Linked DNA regions of Homo sapiens: region 1 is linked to region 2. Evidence: chromatin contacts called from ENCODE Hi-C or POLR2A ChIA-PET data. All regions are on one chromosome and are shown on one strand. Each heading gives the region's core, a stretch centred on a gene start or an enhancer-like site at or near the end of the contact. The rest is flanking DNA. Distances are from core to core; before and after follow the strand shown. Region 1 overlaps PPP5C (protein phosphatase 5 catalytic subunit). Region 2 overlaps IGFL2-AS1 (IGFL2 antisense RNA 1).

The links. Hi-C counts contacts between places; a loop is a spot of excess contacts on that map. ChIA-PET counts read pairs that join two places held with the same protein, here RNA polymerase II (POLR2A).
Region 1: a map of PC-9 shows a loop between it and region 2 (3-fold over the local background). The contact joins two enhancer-like sites. A Hi-C loop is called at or near these places in 2 of 168 maps with a recorded cell type or tissue (PC-9 and heart right ventricle). POLR2A ChIA-PET finds 5 or more read pairs at or near these places in 1 of 52 experiments (PC-9).

What each region holds. Positions count from the first base shown.
Region 1 is chr19:46,372,766-46,375,662 of GRCh38, reverse strand. PPP5C (protein phosphatase 5 catalytic subunit) reads right to left here. Exons shown (of 13, transcript NM_006247.4): 3 at 1-59. Among named protein-coding and RNA genes, the nearest start is that of PPP5C, 27 kb to the right of the region's middle. Within about 2 kb of position 1,527, at least 26 of the 41 ENCODE cell types and tissues checked have a DNase peak (open chromatin) inside an H3K27ac peak, as active enhancers do; they include PC-9, where a contact is called at or near this core.
Region 2 is chr19:46,191,919-46,194,627 of GRCh38, reverse strand. The region is part of intron 2 of IGFL2-AS1 (IGFL2 antisense RNA 1); the gene reads left to right. It also overlaps a transcript of IGFL2 not described here. Among named protein-coding and RNA genes, the nearest start is that of IGFL2-AS1, 9.8 kb to the left of the region's middle. Within about 2 kb of position 1,332, at least 6 of the 41 ENCODE cell types and tissues checked have a DNase peak (open chromatin) inside an H3K27ac peak, as active enhancers do; they include PC-9, where a contact is called at or near this core.

The DNA of each region.
Region 1 (2,897 bases), core at 278-2,777, 180 kb before region 2:
TTGTTGCACTCCTGGTATTTCATTTTGGCATCCTTGTCATGGGGCTTCACCTTGACCACCTGGGTGGGAGGGAAGGGGCGTGCACACTGAGGCTGAGGTGGGGGCACAGCGGTTGCCCCCAGGCTGCCCAGCCCTGGGTTCCATGAAAGTGGAAGTCAGACCGCCTGGGCGCCAGGTGCTGATGGTGCAACCCTAGACGTATTTAACTGCCGAGCCTTGGTTTCTGCACCCCAAAACTGGGCACAGCAAAGCTGCCCGCATGGGTGCACTTCATCAATCTTAGCTATGAGCGCGCTAAAATCAAACAACTGCCTGTCTGAGGACTGCGGGCTCAGCTTCAGGTGCCCTGTGAGAATCCCTGTGGGGTGAGCAGCATCCCAAGCACAGGTCCTGATGCTACTATCGTGACTACCAAGGTGGCGGAGCATGAGAGGAAGGGCCCGGCTGGGTCTACGGTCACAGAACAGCCCAGACTCACACAAAGGGCCAATGACTTGCTGGACGACATGGACTCCCCAAGCCCAGGTTACCTAATCTCTAACAGGGAGGTGACACAGGGCTCCCCTGCCAGGGCTGTGGGAAGGAATAAGTAACACAGGGGGCCCGGCATGCAGCAGGGGCAGGTGGGCAGCAGCACCGAGTGCTGTTACTTCCCTCCCTCACACTCTGGGGAGGCCCAGGACAAAAGATTTCCCTGTTTTGTCCACTGAAGAGAGGAACTGAGGGTCACAGATCCCTGAGACCGGGTTCAAATCCCAGCTCTGCAAGTCATGAGCTGGGTGACCTCAGGCAGGTGAGTCTGCCTCTCTGTGGCTCAGTTTCTCTCTGAGGTGGGACTGAGAACCATATATATCTCCCTCAAGAGGGCCACTGGGAGAGCTGCATGGGTGAATGCTTGTGAACCCTGCACAGTGGTGCCAGGTGAAAGGAAACTCCACGTGGGCGCCCACTGCTCTTCACGGTCCCCCTTCTGGGGCTGCTGCGCTGATGACCAGATCATACACAATAGGCATGGGGCGTTCAGCTTTGGGACATAGCAAGTTCCCAGTGAAAGGAGCCCTATCCCCGCAACCTTATTTACCCCGATTCCTGCAAACTCTGATCTTCTAACCTGAAAAGCAGACTGGATTTGGGGGCTGGATTCAGATCCTGGCTCTGCTACTTACTTGCCATGTGACTTTGGGCAAGTGACTTCACCTGTTTAGTCACGTAGACCCCCGTCTGACCTGCCCACCATCCTTAGCCTCCCCAGGAGCAGACCCCCGTATCTCCTGTGCCAGAGGACAGACTGGGAGGTCCCAGGGCCGGCCCTCAAGGAGCAGGGGTGGCCTCTGGTGGAAAGCCTGGCAGCGTGACTCAGAAACCTCCACAGAGACACCCACTGACCCCTGCAGGTTGGTGTGACAGAAGCAGGGGGTGAGGCTCATCCATGCTGGAAACAGGTGTGTGCGCCAAGCGGGGTGAGAAGAGCCCAGGCCCAGCAGGCCACGGCCTCCTCCCTGTCTGGGCAGGCCTAGGGCACCCTGCCAGGCAGCTCCACCTGGGCTGTGGGTGGGTGTAAGGCAGGGGAGGAAGACAGTGCCAGGCAGCCCCTGGCATCCTTCCCAATGAGGAGTGGTTATGTGCCCACACCCGGCTGGCATCCAAACCAGCATGTGGCCTGGCCCATGCGGCTCCTCCCACCCCTCTATACCTCCCAGCCAGACCACTCATGTCCCCGGCATGCTGGCTCCAGGCCTTTATGCAGGCTGCCTCTGCCCAGAGCACCTCATTTGCACCTCCAGCTCCTCCTCCAGGTCTCAGCCCCACTGATCCCTCCTCTAGGAAGCCCCAGAGGCTGGGTCAGGCACCCCCTCTGGGCTCCCAAAGGCCCCTGGGCTCCCTTGTTCCAGCCGTGAGCCCTGCTGGTTCGGAACCGGTCTGTCCACCCCGCTGGAAGGTGGCCCTGTGAGGGCAGGGCTGAGGCTCAGCCATAGCTGTGCGTGCAGCAGTCAATGAATTTCCCTTCCCCCCTTTCTCCAAAGAAATGAATGAGTGACTGAGCATTTCCTCCCCGCCAGTCTCCTGTTCTCCAGGGGTGGGCGGGCTGGGAAGGCAGATGAAGGCAAACAATGACAGCGCAGGGAGGAGAAAGGGAGTGGGAATACCAACAGTGGCAGCGGCAACAATAATAATACACAGCTCACTTCTAGAGCACTTACTATGTGCCTAATATTGTGTAAGCAATTCACTTGCTCATTTATCCTCCATGCACCTCTACATGGCAGTGTTTTCACAATCCTCATCTGACAGACAAGAAAACCAAGGCCCGGGGAGGTGAAGTCACCCACCCAGGAAGCCAGGATTCCCTTCTCTCCCAGGCGAAACTGCGCCAAAGCCCAGGCTCCTGATTTCCGCTATGCACGCTGGGATGGGCTCCCCTTCCACCACCTCCCCTCCCTGCCTGGGCCTCTCGTCCCTGGGGCACACTGCATGCCCTCCAGGGAGGCAGCGTGGGGCAGTGGTTATGAGCCTGGGCTCTGGGACTAGGCCTCCTGGGTCTGAATCCAGGCCTGCCAGGACAGGCGGCCTCACATCTCAAGCCTCCCTCAGTTTCTAGAAAGTAGGGGTGGTGCCAGCACCCCCTGGAGGATTGTCGTGAGAACTTAATGCCAGGCAGCAGCAGGCAAGTGCTCATCCCAAGGCCTGCTGCTACTGTAGCTGCTGCGACACGCAAGGTCTAGCTGGGACAGTGAAGATGCCCTGCTGGGCTCCTGCTCCTGAGGAAGGTCATTCAGTCCAGACCAGAAGGGACTCAGCTCCTGAAGGCCCACCGGGTCAGAACTTCACACTGAACTTTTTTTTTAAAGTGGCAGTTGGATTGTATCAAGGTCAGTATTCTGACTGTGATATTTATG
Region 2 (2,709 bases), core at 83-2,582:
CTGGTCTTGAATTCCTGATCTCAAGTGACCCACCTCCCCCGGCCTCCCAAAGTGCTGGGATTACAGGCGTGAGCCACCGTGTCCGGCCCTTGATTGGTTTTTGCTTGCATTGTCCCTGGTGAAGCCATTGAAAAGCTTTACTGCTTTCTGCAGCAGAATGGGATCAGACCCAATGAGTGATGAAAGTTAAAATAAACAAAGTCAGAAGACTCTAAACCCAAGCGCTTGTGCCAGAGGCAGCCTCTGGGTGCCTGGCTGATACCACAGGAGGTTTCTAACAAAGAGATTGACAGCCTTTCCACATCTGATATCTGGTACCAGGCAGAGAGAGGCCCTTGCAGACCGTGGAGTCAACGCCTCACTGGGTATTTTGGATATTAAAGACAACATAGACTCCATCTGGGCATTCTGGTGGTCCCCCTGCACCAGATAACCAGAGACATAGCTGCTTTCCAGGGACCCCCAGTGGGGGTCCAGGGAGTACAATGCACTCCAGGCCCTACCTCAGGCAGTTACTCAGGCCCCTGTGTCCCGTAGAGCCCAGCTCCCCATTTGAATGACAAGTTTCAGTGCTAGGAGATGAGGAAGACTGGAATCTGACCAAAAGGAAAAGCCATCAGAGTCTGATGACCGCAAAGTTTCTGGACTTCTAGGCTCCCAGAAATGGCCACTCATCATGCACCTTTTCTGAAGGAGCTATTAACATGTTGTTGGGCTCTGGTGGAAACAGAGAGGCTGAGCCAACACACTGTGGTAATACTCTGACCAGAAATACCCATCTCTTCCTGAACTGATAGCAGCCTAGACCCGAGAGCGGTGTCTGCTGGACAGAGCAGCATCATTACATCGAAGGGAGACATCCAAGATAGAATAAAATAGAACAGTTACAATATATTGTAACAGTTACCACATAGTGCAGCTGTAAGTTTTGCAGTTTGAGGTAGGACACAAAGCTAGTGCAAATTTCTGTTTCTTCCTGCTCAATTTCAGGTACAGCAGATTCATTCTTACCATAGATCTTAGCAACCTCAGCCCATTTTTTTTTCTTTCCTTATTAAGTGGAGAATTTTCATCTTTTTACTGAAAGGAAGCACTTTACAGTTTCTGTTTGGCATATCTGAATTGCCAGCATCACTACTCTTGCAGTTTGGGGCCATTACAAAGTAAAATAAAGGTTTTATTTTACGATAAAGAAAGCCCTCTTGAGAAACTTTCACAAACACTGCAATAGCATGACAGTTGATCTGATAACTGAGACAGCTACTGGAGACTACTGAGCCGGTAGCATCTACAGTGTCAATATGCTGCACGAAGGATGACTCACCAGCGGGGCAGGACAGAGCGGGACGACACGGCATTTCACAATCAGTGTGACACGCAACTTTAAAATTTATGAACTGTTTTTTCTTTGTTTTGTGTTTTGTTTTTGTTCTTTTGAGACAGAGTCTTGCTCTGTCCCCCAGGCTGGAGTGCAGTGACACGATCTTGGCTCACTGCAACTTCCACCTCTCGGGTTCAAGTGATTCTCCTGCCTCAGCCTCCCAAGTAGCTGGGATCACAGACACATGCCACAGCACCCGGCTAATTTTTGTAATTTTTTAGTAGAGATAGGATTTCACCATGTTTTCCAGGCTGGTCTCGAACTCCTGACCTCAAGTGATCCACCCACCTTGGCCTCCCAAAGTACTGGGATTACAGGCATGAGCCACCATGCCTGGCCTCTGATATTTTCATTTAATATTTTCAGATCACAGTTGATCATGGGTAACTGAAACCTACGCCAAAGTGAAAGTGGAGATAAGAGGGAATTACTATACCACAATAATACTCAGCCACTAGAAAGGCTGGGATGACTCCATGCTTTGTTCTTCAAAAATACTTCAAATAATTCTATTTAAAAAGCAAAAGAGACCGGGTGCAGTGGCTCACACCTGTAATCCCAGAACTTTGGGAGGCCGAGGTGGGTGGATCACAAGATCAGGAGTTCGAGACTAGCCTGGTCAACATGGTGAAACCCCTGTCTCTACTAAAAATACAAAAGTTAGCCCGGCATGGTGGTGGGCACCTGTAGTCCCAGCTACTTGGGAGGCTGAGGCAGGAGAATTGCTTGAACCCAGGAGGTGGAGGTTGCAGTGAGCTGAGATCATGCCACTGCACTCCAGCCTGGGTGACAGAGCGAGACTCCATTTCAAAAAAAAAAAAAAGCAAAAGAATGAGGCATTTATGTAAAGTTATAACAAACAAAATATTTTCAGAAAAGCAATTCCACAATGTTTAATGTAATTTGAGCATCGAGCATTCTTCATAACTCTTTACAATTATTGATTCATCTTGTCTGGGTTTCATCATCATTTTACAAATGAGGAAACTGAAACACAGAGTGGCTTCATAACTCACCCACAGTCACAGTCAGTGGGGCAAGGTCAGGGTTTGACCTGGGAGCGCTAGCCACAGGGCACCTGCACCCCAGCCCCTGCTGCCCACTGTTGTGTCCCTGTGGGTGTGCTCTTCTAGGCACGTTTGGAACCCTGAGTTCTCACCAGAGAGGACAGTGAATCACTCCAAGGAGAAAGACAAGGGCTTAGAGTGGAAAAGGAGCTTTGGTTTTCACTTTATTGCTGTGCTGATGAAGTTTTAAAAGAACACCTCTCACATGTATAAAATAATGGAAAACAAGCTATGCCAAGAAGAAAAGTATGAATCAAAAAT